Regions from separate parts of the Homo sapiens genome. Here region 2 is linked to region 1. Evidence: chromatin contacts called from ENCODE Hi-C or POLR2A ChIA-PET data. All regions are on one chromosome and are shown on one strand. Each heading gives the region's core, a stretch centred on a gene start or an enhancer-like site at or near the end of the contact. The rest is flanking DNA. Distances are from core to core; before and after follow the strand shown.

Region 1 (2,700 bases), core at 130-2,629:
CCTCGGCTGTCATTTTAGACAAGTCATATTCCCTCCACCTCTACAAATGCAGCTAATTAAATTTTTAAAATTTAACATTCTCAGTCAAATGAGTAGCTCTAGTTAATTATAAAAGTATCTCTGAAGATCTCTGAGTCCCTTACACAAAAGTATTAATAGAAGCCCAAGAATCATCCTTTAGTCCCATGGGATGGCTAGGGGCCTCACCTCACTGTGCCTGTCAGCAAGTGTGGTCTTCCTGACTCACCAAATGCTACCTAGAGAGACCATTTCTGACTTCTTTACAGGCCAGCAATAGGAAGGCATGGCCCTCAGCTGGAATGTGTGAAAGTAGCTACACTATACAAAGACAAGAATGAAGACAAGAAATAAATTAATTTCATTCATCTTGTTTATACAATACACACCTAACCCTACATCCTGCATTATACTTTTAAAGAAAACAAGAAAAGCACCTCGCGAATACACTCACACATGAACTAGAACAACGTGTTAGCTCTAATATCTAGCTACCAATTTAACTCCAAAACTGGGCAAAAGACAGTACTATCACATATCCTTAAGCCAAAAAAAATACGTCTTGCTCCTCTGCAGATTTTAACACTGTGAGCCTAATTTCAAATTTGGTAAGTTTTTTGTTTTGTTTTTTGAAACAGACTCTTGCTCTGTTGACCACGATCACGTGCAGTGGCACGATCTCGGCTCACCGCAACCTCCACCTCCTGGGTTCTAGCGATTCTCCTGCCTCAGCCTCCCAAGTAGCTGGGATTACAGGCGCCTACCAGCATGCCCAGCTAACTTTTTGTATTTTTAGTAGAGATGGGGTTTCGCCATGTTGGCCAGGCTGGTCTTGAACTCCTGACCTCGGGTGATCTGGCAGCATCCGCCTCCCAAAGTGCTGGGATTATAGGTGTGAGCCACCACACCTGGCCTCAAATTTAGTAAGTTTTTAAATTCTTAGCTATACCTAAAATGTCTTTTTGGCATTGTATTTTCATTTCTATGGCAACCTCGTTTCAAAAACTCTTGATTAATGTTTTTTAATAACAGTTACAGAATGTTTAAAATGTAAGGGCTATCAAATTTAATGTGCCAAAAACTGCATAATATTACATAAGTTTTTTGACTTTAAGACATTTTCCTCCAATGCAATGTAATTTAAGATGACATCGTTATATCCCCATAGGTTAATTTTGAATTTGAAAAGAGTATCATTTTGAGAAACTATAAAACTATAAATGCTCACTAACAATGCATGGCCTTGGACATGACGGTAAATTTCAATCCCTCCTGAACAGTTTCCTCATCCTTAAAGTGAGGGGGTGGAGACAGATGACCTCTCAGGTGCTAAGGATTTTTCAGATTCTGAAGTTCTGACTCATGACTGGTCTTCCCAGCCATCCTGGAGGCACCCACTAAAGGCTGGAGCACACGCCTAAGGATCCTGTGCCCCGGCTCAAAGATCTCCACGGCACTTTGGATTCCAGGTGGGAGAGGCTGGGGGCCGTCAAGCAGTGGGGTCCTGATGTTATTATAACAGCCTGGGCAGTGTTCTTGATGCTCCTTTGGTGCCAGCTTGGTTTTGAAATTCCACAGTGTTCAGCTTGGTGAAAGGATAATGTGATCCCTCTGCCCCATCTCACATAACACACCCAGGAGGGTTAACACACCCAGGAGGGTTTGGAGCAGCACCCAACACTCACCACGTTAACATTTCCACTCTCCATGGAATCAATCAAGAGTGTCCAGTCTCACCCCAGCTCAGGCCAAGCGTTGCCACCAAATGAGCTGTGGAAATAATCCAGCGTTCAGAGCTTCTGGGTTTCAGAATTGCACACAGGGCCTGCAGACCAGATCACCTCCACTCGAAGGCCTGTAAGCTCAGAGCATGTCACCTCACAGGTGAAAAACCTATTAACGCCTGTCACCTCCCAAAGAATTCAAAGCAAATCACAAGGGATTTCCTTACTAGAGTCTTCCTTCATAACTGATTGGATAAAATCATATATATTTAAAAAGATACAGGTGATCAGGTGGCACAAACAAGCTTGGGTATAAATTCACAGGCTGACGTGCAGTGACACCTAAGTCACCATGCAGAATGAAGAAATTAAACATGTTCAGCAGCCCAATCACTGCCTTCTGTCCCCCACACTGAGAGTGTGGCTCACACTTATCCTCCCAACATCAACAACTGAGAGTTGTGGAAAATAAACACAAAGCAAGACTGGGGCTGGCCACACAGGTCACAACATTCACTATCCCCTGGTTTGTCTGAAGGCAGAGCCACCCAATTCCCGGGAGCGCTCATTAGGATTCACAGCATCAAGCAGAAACTCGGAGCAAAGCCGAAGCTACACAAATGCATAATTTATAAAGAGAGTCAGAAACTAGAACACATAGCAAAGAGAGTAGATATACCTCGCAGGGAAGGGGAGGCGGGTAACCAAGTTGTCCAAGAGAAGGAAAAGCCAGTTTGCCCCTCACTTCCATCCCCAAGCACTGCTACAAAGTGAGCACCAAACCCGCAGGAAGCACATCCAACTGAATTTCTGCAACCAAAACCTGCAGTCCAAAACAAGATCATCATCACCAGCAGCAACTGTGTTAGCTTGGGAGACTCTCTATTTTTATATTCCTTTGTTCATTTCAATGGGAATTGGGAATGAGGGGAGAGGTGCTTGAATCTATGAGCTCAGC
Region 2 (2,700 bases), core at 42-2,541, 140 kb before region 1:
GGATACTACAAAAGAGCATTTTATTCAATAATGTGTCCCGGTTACTTCACCCTCTGGGAGGACCAGTGAGCTCCTCTCCCTTCGCACATATGCAGGAAGACAAAGTCATCGGACTGTTGTTGAAAGGAAGCGGCAAAAGACCCGAGAGCACTGAACGGGCAGAAGAAAGTGTGTTCTCTGGCAAAGCAGATGTATTTTAGAAGACTCCTTGGAGAACACATGGTTAACTCTATCATCAAAACCACAAGAATTTATGTTTCTAAAGGTAATTCTGAATGATTCTTGGTTGAGTCATCAGGAAAAAATACGAAGCAAATGTCACAGCAAATGTCTGAAATGAGACAGGCACTGCAAACCACTTAGCCTGGCCAGACAGAGCCACGCTGAGCCTCCACCCAACCTGCGCGCCAGGAAACCCATGCATCTTCCGTCTCCTGCGGGCAATGCAGGAGCGAAACTTTCCACGCTGACAAATACACGTTAATGCTCTATCATTAACATTTATAGTCCTGGAAATCCTTCAACTTAATTGAAAGAAAGGAAGTAAGTTTTTTGACCTCTATTCAATCCAAAATAATGTTTATCATTTTCATTAATAGACAATACTAGTGCATGCAGCACAGTGCAATAGACATCAATCTGTTTTATAGCAAGTCCCACAGCAAATGAAGTCCCACTGGGTTATAATTTTCAGTAGTATACAAATAGACGCGTAATAAATCTAAAATGATATTATGCCACTCAATCAAAGAAGTAGAAAACAGCCAAGGGAAAAAATATATTTTGGATTCTTACAGTGTATTGATGTATATGGTGAGTAAGATAATCATTTATGTGGAAAGTAATGTCATTGCTCATTTTGGAATTATTGAAATCAGTTTCCAAAAATGAAAAAGACAGGCAAAAATGAAAAAAAATTAGAGAACAATGTCTTCCAACAAGTTCATCATCAAATAAGATTCATAAATACGCTTGCCACCAAGTACACATGTACACATTTTGTCCAAATGAAGCAAAGCTGTATGTTGTTTACCCAGCACACCGCATTCTGTAGCAGCTGTGCCAGCATAATGAGGGCAGCGTGCTTAGAAACCGTTTCTCTTATTTACATAGTAAAGGGAGGGAGGGAGGGAATCCACCTTCCCGAGCATCGCCCTTCTCCAGGTCACCTGCAGACCGGCAGACACGCACAGCCGTCATCTGCAGCCCAATCCTAGTTCCCTTTTCTGGAGCAGGAAGTGCCAAGCTATAGCTCCTGGGCCAAATCTGGCCAACTGCCTGTTTCCTTAAAGAAAGCTTGACTGAGGCTGGGTGCGGTGGCTCGTGCCTGTAATCTCAGCACTTTGGAAGGCTGAGGCGGGCGGATCACCTGAGGTCAGGAGTTTGATGCCAGCCTGGCCAACATGGTAAAATCTCATCTCTACTAAAAATACAAAAATTAGCCAGGCGTGGTGGTGGGCACCTGTAATCCCAGCTACTCGGGAGGCTGAGGCAGGAGAATCGCTTGAACCGAGGAGGTGGAGGTTGCAGTGAGCCGAGATCACGCCACTGCACTCCAGCCTGGGCAACAGTGAGACTCGGTCTCAAAAAAAAAAAAAAGAAAAAAGAAAAAAGAAAGCTCGACTGGAACACAGCCATGCTCATTTGTTTATATATTGCCTGTGGCTCTTTCGTGCTGCAACAGCAGACTTGGGACTGTGTGGCCCGAAAAGCCTAACCCAAGTGCGTCTGCCCCTTCACAGAACCAGGTCTGCCGACTCCCATCAGAGTGCCAGGCTGAACCTTCCCACCCGCATACTCCTGGCGCCTAAATCCCAAAGCCCTACGCTCCGGCTAAATAAAACATGGAACTTCAACATAGTGAAATATAAAATGATACTTACTAAGAGTCTCTAATGATCTAGGGCAGGGAACTCTAGTATAATGCGAAGGGTTAAGGATATGAAATCGTAAATTCTGTCCACTTACATCAGTGCAAAATGTACATGCACAGAAAAAAGACCAACAGGCAATACATCAAAAAGTGAACACTAGTTGTCCTTAGATGGTAAAATCTTGGATGATTTTTTTCTACTTTTAACTTTTTAGTAATTTTCTGAAAAGAATGTATCTTTCATTTTTAATTAGAAAAATTGACTTTTCAAAATGAAAAAATAAAACTAAAACCCTAAAAACATACGTAATTACTGTCTGACAAACTATCTCACTCTTCCATTAAAAAAAAAAACCCTGGTGGTTTTTAACTTAGCTCACACAAAACTACACATTTCACTTGATAATTCTTTAATGAATATAGTCCATTACCACTCACAGGCCATAGACACCTAGCAAAATGTCATGTTCAACCTAATTTCAGCACTTCAATATGGGAGAAAGCAGTTTATTGTAAAAGAGCCGCCACCTGAGACACCGCTCAATTGTTCCAGGCAGTGGTTATCTGATGACCACTGTCTGCCACTGTGGCATATTGATTTCAAAGTCCCTCTTATGGTAACTGTATCAGTTTGTTTTTCACTGCACTTCCTACTAAATGCTTACTTTTAAAAATCTGACTATGTCCTAACTCCTACAAGGATTTCAGGGGCTACTGGGATGACACATCATGCCTTGGTAGAGAGAAAGCACATTCCCTACTCAGAGGGCAGGCACCCATTTTAGAAATAACGAGGCCAGCAGCCCTCAGAGTGAAAGCATACTTCT

Evidence for each region. A loop is a pair of places that touch in the nucleus more often than their neighbours do. ChIA-PET counts read pairs that join two places held with the same protein, here RNA polymerase II (POLR2A).
Region 2: a map of PC-9 shows a loop between it and region 1 (2.1-fold over the local background). The contact joins two enhancer-like sites. A Hi-C loop is called at or near these places in 1 of 168 maps with a recorded cell type or tissue (PC-9). POLR2A ChIA-PET finds 5 or more read pairs at or near these places in 3 of 52 experiments (Panc1, T-cell and activated CD8-positive, alpha-beta T cell).

The regions. Positions count from the first base shown.
Region 1 is chr17:80,618,715-80,621,414 of GRCh38, reverse strand. All of the region lies in intron 1 of RPTOR (regulatory associated protein of MTOR complex 1), which reads right to left. Among named protein-coding and RNA genes, the nearest start is that of RPTOR, 75 kb to the right of the region's middle. RefSeq lists a silencer at 1,259-1,459. Within about 2 kb of position 1,379, at least 5 of the 41 ENCODE cell types and tissues checked have a DNase peak (open chromatin) inside an H3K27ac peak, as active enhancers do; they include PC-9, where a contact is called at or near this core.
Region 2 is chr17:80,759,207-80,761,906 of GRCh38, reverse strand. All of the region lies in intron 6 of RPTOR (regulatory associated protein of MTOR complex 1), which reads right to left. Among named protein-coding and RNA genes, the nearest start is that of RPTOR, 220 kb to the right of the region's middle. RefSeq lists enhancers at 329-378, 1-873. Within about 2 kb of position 1,291, at least 12 of the 41 ENCODE cell types and tissues checked have a DNase peak (open chromatin) inside an H3K27ac peak, as active enhancers do; they include PC-9, where a contact is called at or near this core.